2 separate regions of the Homo sapiens genome follow, and region 2 is linked to region 1. A link is an interaction called in ENCODE POLR2A ChIA-PET data of the cell type or tissue named here. Cell type or tissue: PC-9. All regions are shown on one strand. Each heading gives the region's core, and the rest is flanking DNA. Links, peaks and the distances in the headings are about the cores only.

The links. Peaks named below come from ENCODE experiments on the same cell type or tissue, not always from the same donor. Only the 100,000 strongest peaks of a DNase experiment are listed, where the experiment ranks them.
Region 2: POLR2A ChIA-PET joins it to region 1 with 17 read pairs; 6 of 35 experiments call an interaction of 5 or more read pairs at or near these places.

The regions. Positions count from the first base shown.
Region 1 is chr15:90,274,393-90,280,034 of GRCh38, forward strand. It overlaps the pseudogene PERPP2. Among named protein-coding and RNA genes, the nearest start is that of NGRN, 12 kb to the left of the region's middle. RefSeq lists an enhancer at 823-1,376. In PC-9, for the core only: no CTCF peak of the experiment used is centred there; no DNase peak of the experiment used is centred there.
Region 2 is chr15:90,104,490-90,110,131 of GRCh38, forward strand. All of the region lies in intron 2 of IDH2-DT (IDH2 divergent transcript), which reads left to right. Among named protein-coding and RNA genes, the nearest start is that of IDH2, 4.8 kb to the left of the region's middle. In PC-9, for the core only: no CTCF peak of the experiment used is centred there; a DNase peak (open chromatin) is centred at 2,382; H3K27ac peaks cover 394 bases.

The DNA of each region.
Region 1 (5,642 bases), core at 1,442-3,941:
TGCTCAGGTGATCTGCCTGCTTCGGCCTCCCAAAATGCTGAGATTACAACGTGAGCCACCACGTGAGGCAGGCGGATCACCTGAGGTCAGGAGTTTCAGACCAGCCTGGCCAACATGGCAAAACCCCATCTCTACTAAAAATACAAAAATTATCTGGGTGTGGTGGCAGATGCCTGTAATCCCAGCTACTGGGAAGGCTGAGGCAGGAGAATTGCTTGAACCCGGGAGGCAGAGGTTGCAGTGAGCCGAGATTGTGCCACTGCACTTCACCTTGGGTGACAGTGAGACTCCATCTCAAACAAACAAACACCTCCAATGCTGTATCTCAAATACCATGTCTACCCTTCTTCCTGCTTTACTTCATCTATTACACAAGTAATACATACTCATTAAAGAAAAAGACAAGCAAAATGAAAACAAAAGTCATCCCTGATCCCACCAGTGAAGAGTTACTATCCTACCAACATTTTTCTAAGCATATGTACAACTTTAAGACAAGCACGAAAGAATAATACTGTGCCAGGCGCGGTGGCTCACGCCTGTGGTCCCAACAGTTTGGGAGGCCGAGGCGGGTGGATCACTTGAGGCCAGGATTTCGAGATTAGCTTGGCCAACATGGTGAAACCCCGTCTCTACTAAAAATACGAGAATTAGCGACTCCCAGCCGCCGCCCGGGCCCGCGCGCTCCTCCGCCGCGCTCCGCTCGGCTCCTCTCGACCCCACACCGCCGGTCGACATGATCCGCTGCGGCCTGGCCTGCGAGCGCTGCCGCTGGATCCTGACCCTGCTCCTACTCAGCGCCATCGCCTTCGACATCATCGCGCTGGCCGGCCGCGGCTGGCTGCAGTCGAGCGACCGCGTCCAGACGTCCTCGCTGTGGTGGAGATGTTTCCTTCCACAGGGGCGGCGGCGGCGGCAGCGGGTCCTAAGAGGACGGCTGCCACAGCCTCATGGAGTACGCGTGGGGTCGAGCAGCGCTGCCATGCTTTTCTGGGGCGTCAGCATCCTGGTGATCTGTTTCATCCTCTCCTTCTTCGTCCTGTGTGTACCCCAGATACTTGTCTTCCTAAGAGTGATTGGAGGTCTCCTTGCCTTGGCTGCTGTGTTCCAGATCATCTCCCTGGTAATTTACCCCGTGAAGTACACTCAACCTTCAACCTTCATGCCAAGCCCCGCTGTCACTTCCATCTATAACTGGGCCTGCGGCTTTGGGTGGGCAGCCATGATTATCCTCATTGGCTGTGCTTTCTTCTGCTGCTGCCTCCCCAGCTGCGAAGATGACCTCCTGGGCAATACCAAGCCCAGGTACTTCTACACATCCGCCTAACTTGGGAATGAGTGTGGGAGAAAATCGCCACTGCCAAGATGGACTCCAGAAGAAGAAACTGTTTCTCTAGGCTACTTCGAACTTATTTTTTGGCAGTGTTCATATTCTCAAACTAGTCAAAAATGCTAAAATAATTTGGGAGAAAATATTTTTAAAGTAGTGTTATAGTTTCATGTTCATCTTTTATTATGTTTTGTGAAGTTGTGTCTTTTCACTAATTACCTATACTATGCCAATATTTCCTTATATCTACCCATAACATTTATGCTATGTTTGTAAGAGAATATGAACATGAAACTTAACACTTTATAAGGTAAAAATGAGATGGTTTCCAAGATTTAATAATTGGATCAAGTTCTTGTTATTTCCAAATAGAATGGACTTGGTCTGTTAAGGGCTAAGGAGAAGAGGAAGGTAATGGTAAAAATTGTCAATGACTGGCCGGGTGTGGTGGCTCACGCTTGTAATCTCAGCACTTTGGGAGGCCGAGGCAGGCCAATCACCTGAGGTCACAAGTTCAAGACCAGCCTGGCAAACATGGTGAAACGCCGTCTCTACTGAAAATACAAAAATTAGCCAGGCTTGGTGGCACATGCCTGTAGTCCCAGCTACTGGGGAGGCTGAGGCAGGAGAATCGCTTGAACCAGAGAGGTGGAGGTTGCAGTGAACCGAGATTGTGCCATTGCACTACAGCCTGGTCAACAGAGCAAGACTCTGTCTCAAAACAAACAAAAATTGTCAATGACCAAACATTCTAAAAGAAATGCCAAAAAAAAAGCTTTTTTTTTCAAGCCTTCAAACTATTTAAGGAAGCAAAATAGTTTCCTAAATGCATATTGTTTGTGAGAATTTCTCATTAATATCCTGAATAATTCTTTTTTTTTTTTTGAGACGGAGTCTCACTCTGTCTCCCAGGCTGGAGTGTGATGGCGTGATCTCGGCTCACTGCAAGCTCTGCCTCTCGGGTTCACGCTATCCTCCCGCCTCAGCCTCCCGAGTAGCTGGGACTACAGGCGTCCACCACCACGCCCGGCTAATTTTTTGTATTTTTAGTAGAGACAGGGTTTTACCGTGTTAGCCATGATGGTCTCGATCTCCTGACCTCGTGATCTGCCCACCTCAGCCTCCCAAAGTGCCGGGATTACAGGCGTGAGCCACCGCGCCCAGCCCTGAATAATTCATTCTTGCTAAGCTTCATGTTGACTCTATATATCATCTAAGAAAGTATTGTTTTGTGGTCCAAACCTGTTGCCGTGGTTAGTAAGGCTTTCTTAGGTGTGAAATATTTAGATGAAATTTTCTCTTTTAAAGTTCTGTATAGGGTTAGGGTGTTGGAAAATGCTATATTAATAAATCTGTAGTGTTTTGTGTTTATAGGTTCAGAACCAGAGTAACTGGATTGAAAGATGGACTGATAGATTAGATATATCAGTCTAATTTATCATGACTGATAGATCTGGTTAAGTTGTGTACTAAAGGATTAGGAGAGCCCTTCCTGTCACAAAAGTGCCACTAAAACAGCCTAAGGAGAAAAATGGCTTGCTTTTCTAAACTTCAGATGTATCTGGGCTCTAATCATATAGACAGGCTTCTGATAGATTGCAACTGTAAGTAGAAACCTACATATAGTTAAAATCCTGGTCTTTCTTGGTAAACAGATTTAAAATGTCTGATGTAAAACATGCCACAGGAGAATTCAGGGATTTGAGTTTCCCTGAATAGCATATATATGATGCATCAAATGGGTTATTACTATTTTTTACCATTTCCACTTACATAATGAAAAACAATTCATTTTAAATATCACATTATTATTTTGTAAGTCATGGAAAAGGGCAATTGAAGTTTTCATTATGAAGTTTTCCCAATAAACCAGGAATTCTAAACTTGAAAAAAAAAAATAGAATTAGCCAGGTATGGTTGCACAGGCCTGTAATCCCAGCTACCCGGGAGGCTGAGGCAGGAGAATCACCTGAACCTGAGAGGCAGAGGCTTCAGTGAGCCGAGGCCACACCACTGCACTCCGGCCTTGGTGACAGAGACTCTGCCTCGAAAGATAAAAATAATAATGAAAGTAATATTGGGATTATACTGTACATTCTTTCTTACATGTATGGTGAATATATTTTGACAATAAATATCTTTACATCAGTTAAAATAACCACCTCATATTTTGTTTTATGGAATATAATATTATTTTGTTGTATGAAGTCAAATATTAGATTGAACCATATATCTGACCATTTTTTACCTATAAAAATAGCAGTTACCTGTAGTCCCAGCTACTTAGGAGGCTGAGGCAGGAGAATCCCTTGAGCACAGGAGTTCAAGGCTACAGTGAGCTATATAATTATTCTTTTGTTGTGGGACATTTTGGTCATTTCTAAATTTTCACCACTGTTGTGATAAACCTCTTTTAGCGAATCTTTTTTGTCTTTTTTATTGACATATAACTTTATCATTTCCTTAGAATTCCCAGAATTAGAATTGGTGAGTCAAAGAATAGATACTCTTTTTTTTTTTTTTTTTTTTGAGACAGAGTCTCGCTCTGTCACCCAGGCTGGAGGGCAGTGGCATGATCTTGGCTCACTGCAACCTCCGCCTCCTGGGTTCAAGTGATTATCCTGCCTCAGCCTCCCAAGTAGCTGAGATTAAAGGCACCTGCCACCACGCCCAGCTAATTTTTTGTATTTTTAGTAGAGATGGGGCTTCACCATGTTGGCCAGGCTGGTCTTGGACTCCTCACCTCAAGTGATCTGCCCACCTTGGCCTCCCAAAGTGCCGGGATGACAGGCGTGAGCCACTGTACCCTGCCAGGAGGTGACATTTGAACAGAGCCTTGAAGATGCTGTGTAGAAAGTCTGACAGGTGGCCAGGTGTAGTGGCTCACGCCTGTCATCCCAGCACTTTGGGAGGCCAAGGTGAGAGGATCACTTGAGGCTAGAAGTTTGAGGCCAGCCTGGGCAGCATAGTGAGACCCCGTCTCCTAAAAAAAAAAAAAAATTAGGCCGGGCGCGGTGCCTCACGCCTGTAATCCCAGCATTTTGGGAGGCTGAGGCGGGCAGATCACGAGGTCAGATCGAGACCATCCTGGCTAACATGGTGAAACCCTGTCTGTACTAAAAATACAAAAAATTAGCCGGGCATGGTGGTGGGCGCCTGTGGTCCCAGTTACTCGGGAGGCTAAGGCAGGGGAATGGCGTGAACCCAGGAGGCGGAGCTTGCAGTGAGCGGAGATCGCGCCACTGCACTCCAGCCTAGGTGACAGAGCGAGACTCCGTCTTAAAAAAAAAAAAAAAAAAAAAAATTAGCCCAGCATGGTGGCCCTTGCCTGTGGCCCCAGCTGCTCGGGAGGCTGAGGTGGGAGGATCACTTGAGGCCAGGGGTTTGAGGCTGCAATGAGCCACGACTGTGCCACTGCACTCCAGCCGGAGTGACAGAGCAAGACCCTGCCTCAAAAGAAAAAAAAAGTTTGATAGGGCATGTGGAACAAGAGACAGGACCTGAGGGAAGAGCATGAATGAAGGTATTGAAGAGTAGAGGGACACTGTGTGTTGGGAACTGAGTGGTGTGGACTGCACAGTGGTGGGAGGAAGGGAAGAGGAGAGTTTCCAAAAAATAGTTGGGACCAGACTGGGAAAGGCCTTGAATGCCTTCCCAAGGAGTTAGGAATTTATTCCACACCTGGTGCCCATGAAGGAAGCAGATTGCTTCAAGGTTAAGCTCAGGCTTTGGAGACAGACTCTCCAGGTTTGGATTCAGGCCCTGTCACTTATTTGCCATGGGGCTGAGTTCACCCAGCCTCAGTTTCTTCATCTGTAAAATAGGAGTGATAATCACAGGATTGTTGTGGGGTTTCAATGAGAGAATGCGTGTAAAATGTTTCGTACAATTACTGCCACTTATTTCTCAATAATTGCTGGCTTTGGTCATTAATAAAAGAGGGAAACAACATTATCAGATCTGTATTTAGAAGGAGTCTGGCAGATAGGGACAGATTTGGGCCAAAATCTCAAGCCAGTATTTTTCAAGGGTACACTAAACCTTGGTACATATCTAATTATAATACATTTTTTAAAAGGGTTAAATGAGTACAATTGAAACGGCAGAGTTCTTTTTTTTTGTTTGTTTGTTTTGAGACAGAGTCTAACTCTGTTGCCTAGGCTGGAGTACAACGGCACGGTCCTGGCTCACTGAAACCTCCGCCTCCCAAGTTCAAGCAATTATTCTGCCTCAACCTCCCAAGTAGCTAGGACTACAGGCACGTGCCACCACACCTGGCTAATCTTTGTATTTTTAGTAGAGATGGGGTTTC
Region 2 (5,642 bases), core at 1,271-3,770, 170 kb before region 1:
GGTCCAAACAATCAGACTTACGTATGTCAGCCACCCATACTGCCACCTCTGAAATGGCGGTAATGAAATTGCTGTCCCCCTCCCCCCACCAAGGACTTGCCCCTTTCTCTGCATGTTGGACTCATATCTCAGAGGCCTGGCCAGAGGCAGCACTGTAGGTGTGTTCCAGAGTCTGGTCTTTGCCTGCTGAGGGATCAGAGGGGGAGCACTTGTGTGCCTTGTAAGCACAGCAGCAGCTGGAGGCAATTGAGGCAAAATCTTTAAACGGATTCTAACTACCTGCCTCCCAGGGCCCCAGCTCCACGCCAGCCTTTCCCGTAAATCCTGTTTGGTGAGGCAGCTGATGCCAGCTCCATTTGGCTCGTAGAGGTTACCACACTTGCTCAATGTCACACTGCTGGGAAGCAGTAAAACTCCAGTTCAAATCAACATACCTGGCCCATATTCCATTACTGTTTTTTTGTTTTTTCCGAGACAGGGTCTCACTCTGTTGCCCAGGCTGGAGTGCAATGGTATGATCATGGCTCCCTGAAGCCTCGACCTCCCGGGCTCAAGTGATCCTCCCACCTTAGCCTCCTCAGTAGCTTGGACAACAAGAACATGCAACCATGCCCGGCTAATTTTTTTTCTGTTACTTTTTGAAGGAGAAAGAGGGAGAAACCACAGCCCCTATTTATTGTGCTGGTCTGGAATTCCTGGTGATGGTAACTATTGGCCCTGAAAGCTGCTGCAGAGAAAGATGGTGTTTAAAGGAAAGGGGCTCAGATCCTCCCATCTGGGGTCAGTGGAATTGAAAATTTCCACCCCTCCACATTTTCAATCAAACCCCAATTTGTCATTGAATTTAGGTCACGTGCAAGTTCCCTGTGGAGGCACAAAAATTTGTATCACTCCGTCCCCACCCTCTGGGAGCCAGACACACATGTATACAATCACCATAAACCCAGGCACAAGAGAAAAATGTCTGCTGGGCGTGGTGGCTCACACCTGTAATCCCAGCACTTTGGGAGGTCAAGGCAAACTCCTTGAGCTCAGGAGTTTGAGACCAGCTTGGTCAGCAGAGTGAGACCTTAATCTCTATTTTAAAAAAAAAAAAGAAAGAAAGTGTCCCAAGAGGAGTGTAGATGACGCTTGAAACATCTGGCAAGGAGAAAAGCACCTCGGATGCAGGGGCCCCTGGAGAGCCTGGGGGAGGAGCGTCCATCTAGCTGCCTCTTCAAAGAGCTCTGAGGTCTGGGGGGAGGCCGGACAGGACAGCTGGGAGCAGTCAGGGACTCACATTTCTTTTTCTTTTTTCTTTGGAGACAGAGTCTTGCTCTGTTGCCCAGGCTGGTATGCAATGGTGGGACTCGGCTCACTGCAACCTCTGCCTCCGAGGTTCAAGCAATTCTCCTGTCTCAGCCTCTCAAGTAGCTGGGATTACAGGTACGCACCACCATGCCCAGCTAATTTTTGTATTTTGAGTAGAGATGGGGGTTTCACCATGTTGGCCAGGCTGGTCTTGAACTCCTGACTTCAGGTGATCAGCCCACCTCGGCCTCCCAAAGTGCTAGGATTACAGGCATGAGCCACCACGCCCAGGCTCTTTTATTTTATTTTATTTTATTTTATTTTATTTTATTTTATTTTTGAGATGGAGTCTTGCTCTGTTGCCCAGGCTGGAGTGCAGCAGTGTGATCTCAGCTCAGGGCAACCTCTGCCTCCGAGGTTCAAGTGATTCTCTTGCTTCAGTCTCCCAAGTAGCTGGAATTACAGGCACAAGCCACCGCACCAGTCTTTTTCTTTCTTTCTTTCGAGACAGGGTCTCACTCTTTGCCCAGGTTGGAGTGCAGTGGTGCAGTGGTGCAGTGGTGCAATCTCAGCTCACCGCAGCCTCGACCTCCCAGGCCCAAGCAATCCTCCCTCCTCAGCTTCCCGAGTAGCTGGGACTACAGGTGCATGCCTGGCTAATTTTTGCATTTTTTGTAGAGACAGGGTTTCAGCATGTTTCCCAGGCTGTTCTGGAACTCCTGGGCTCAAGTGATCCTCCCACCTTGGCCTCCCAAAGTGCTGGCATTACAGGAGTGAATCCCGCGGGGACTCACATTTCATCCAGCCAACATTCCAGGGCATTCGTTTTGTGGTGTGCAATAGGCAGACAGTAACATTTGGCAACAGTGGTGAGAGGGTATTGGGATAGAGCCTGGGGAAGGGAGACAAGAGTTCCTGAGCTAGGGACAGGCCTGACACAGGGTGCTGGCGGAACCCCCAAGAGAGGCAGGACTCCAGAGATGGTATAGAGGAGATAGAATCAGCAGGAATTGTAGCTGGTTTGACATGGGGCATGGCCGGGGGAGGAGTCAGAGTGACTCAGACTTCCATCCCTGGGGCTGGAAGAATGGCACAGCCATTATTAGAAATCAGAGAATAGGAGGAGGAGAGAGTTGTGGGAGAGGCGTTGACAGCAGAGCTATTTATGGTCATCTCCAAACTTATTTCCCTGCCAGCTGTCTGTGCCCCCTCCCCCACCCAATCTGCCCTACCTGCTGCTTCCAGCACTGTCCTCCCAAAGCCCAGTCCTGAGCAGCTACTCCACAGCTCAGATACCCACAGGAGCTTCCCACGCCATACACAAGCAACTCTGAACAGCTTCTAACAGTCCATGGCCTCCACCTCCCTCTCTTCTCGTCTGCTATTTCCCCCTCCCCAGGATCCCTAAATGTAGCATTCTCCTGAATTGTCACTGCCTCGGTGCCCTCGCGTTGTCCCCTCCCTCCACCACACAGGTTCTGTACTGCCCACAGCCAGACCCAACTCACACTTGGTGGCTGCTATGGACTGAGTGTTTTTTGGCTTGTTTGTTTCTCTTTTTTTTTTTTTTTTTTGAGATGGAGTCTCACTTTGTCACCCAGTCTGGAGTGCAGTGGCATGATCTCAGCTCACTATGACCTCCACCTCCCAGGTTCAAGCAATTCTCCTGCCTCAGCCTCCTGAGTAGCTGAGATTACAGGTGTGCACCACCATGCCCAGGTAGTTTTTATTATTTATTTTTATTTATTTTTATTTTTTGAGATGGACTCTTGCTCTGTCGCCAGGCTGGAGTGCAGTGGCGCGATCTCAGCTCACTGCAACCTCCACCTCCCGGGTTCAAGAGATTCTCCCGCCTCAGCCTCCCAAGTAGCTGGGACTATAGGCACCCACCACGACACCCGGCTAATTTTTGTATTTTTAGTAGAGACAGGGTTTCACCATGTTGGCCAGGATGGTCTCGATCTCTTGACCTTGTGATCCGCCTGCCTCGGCCTCCCAAAGTGCTGGGATTACATGCGTGAGGCACTGTGCCCAGCCTGAGTTTTTGTATTTTTAATTCTCGAGGTTTCACCATGTTGGCCAGGTTGGTCTTGAACTCCTGACCTCAAGCGATCCTCCCACCTCGGCCTCCCAAAGTGCTGGGATTACAGGCGTGAGCCACCGTGCCTGGCCTGGACTGAATGTTTGTGTCCTCCAAAATTCATATGCTGAAGCCCTAAGCCAGTGTGATGGTGTTTGGAGGCAGGGTCTCTGGGAGGTAATTATGTCATGCCTTCATAAATGGGATTAGTGCCCTTGTAAAAAGAGACAGGTGAGAGATCTCTCTCTGCCACATGAGGTCATAATCAGGAAGAGGGCCATCACCAGGAACCGAATCAACCAGCACCTTGATCTTGGACTTTTTAGACTCCAGAACCAACAGAAAAAAAATTCTGTTGTTTATTTTTTATTTTATTTTATTTTATTTTATTTTATTTTATTTTATTTTATTTTATTTTATTTTATTTTATTTTTTGAGATGGAGTCTCATTCTGTCGTCCAGGCTGGAGTGCAGTGGCACAATCTCGACTCACTGCAACCTCCACCTACTGGGTTCAAGTGATTCTCCTATCTCAGCCTCCCGAGTAGCTGGGATTACAGGCGCACACCACCACACCCAGCTAATTTTTGTATTTTTAGTAGAGACGGGTTTTCATCATATTGATCAGGCTGGTTTCAAACTCCTGACCTCAGGTGATCCGCCCACCTCGGCCTCCCAAAGTGCTGAGATTACAGGTGTGAGCCACCGTGCCCAGCCGATTCTGTTGTTTAAACCACCCAATCTGTGACATTTTTGTTATAGCATCCTGAACTAAGACAATGGCCAAGTCCAAGCCCACCTTCACAAGCCTGCACCGAGGGTAGGGGGCTGCAGGGACAACAGCATTCATTCACCTGAGTCATCACGTACGGTATCCAACCCCCCAGACCCCTCCAATAAAAGAGCACAAAATCTACTCTGATTTTAGCTTTGGAAAATGGACATCAATGGGGTTCAGAAGCAAATTTGAAAGATTTTGAAATACTATTTAATTTCTTGAAATTTTATCTCATCATTTAAGTTAATCCTAAAAATTCCTAATATTAATAAAACTAGAGAGCCAAGAGCCATTCTCAGTGGCACACACCTGTAATCCCAGCTACTTGGGAGGCCAAGGCAGGAGGATTGCTTGAGCCCAGGAATTTGAGGCCAGCCTGGGCAACATAGCTTAATCCAAGTAAAAACCAGAGAGCCAGAGTTGGGGCCACGGGAAATGATGAAAAGTCATTACAAAGAACCAGGTGCTGGCCAGAAGCAGTGGGTCATGCCTGTAATCCCAGCACTTTGGGAGGCCAAGGCGGGTTGATCACGAGGTCAAGAGATCAAGACCATCCTGCCCAACATGGTAAAACCCCATCTCTACTAAAAAAAAAAAAAAAACAAAACAAAACTAGCCAGGTGTGGTGGTGAGTGCCTGTAGTCCCAGCTACTTGGGAGGCTAAGGCAGGAGAATAACTTGAACCTGGGAGGCAGAGGTTGCAGTGAGCTGAGATTGCTCCATTGCACTCCAGCCTATTGACAGAGCAAGACTCCATCTCGGGGGAAAAAAAAAAAAAAAAAAGAACCAGTTGCAACATTATCATGTTGCAGCAGATTCCTAGAGTATACAGATTTCATCCAATTTGCAGAAATAATTTATATGATTCAAAGTCTCATTGCCTGGGCAAGTCAGTTAACCTCTCTGAGCCTCAATTTCCTCATCTGCAAAATGTGGATAATAACAGCACCTACTCCTAGGGTAATTCTGAGAATTAAATGAACTCACGCAGATAAAATGCTTAGAATGGTGCCTGGCACACACTGAGGGGATCTGCTGCTAGTGATATTAATATTATCAGATCATTCACATCTACAATGCAACAGGTTTTTTGTTGTTGTTGTTGGTTTTGTTTTGTTTTGTTTTGAGACAGAATCTTGCTCTGTCACCCAGGCTGGAGTGCAGTGTGTACGATCTCGGCTCACTGCAACCTCCACCCCCCAGGTTCAACCAATTCTCCTGTCTCAGCCTCCCGAGTAGCTGGGATTACAGGCATGCGCCACTATGCCGGGCCAATTTTTTGTATTTTTTTATGGGGTCTAGCCATGTTGGCCAGGCTGGTCTCGAACTCCTGACCTCAAGTGATCCGCCCGCCTTGGCCTCCCAAAGTGCTGAGATTACAGGTGTGAGCCACTGCACCTGGCCTACATGGCACCAGTTTACTGAGCCCCTATGACATGCCAGTCCTGACCCAGGAATGGACAAGAGGGCACATTCCTTTCCTGAGAGGACCTC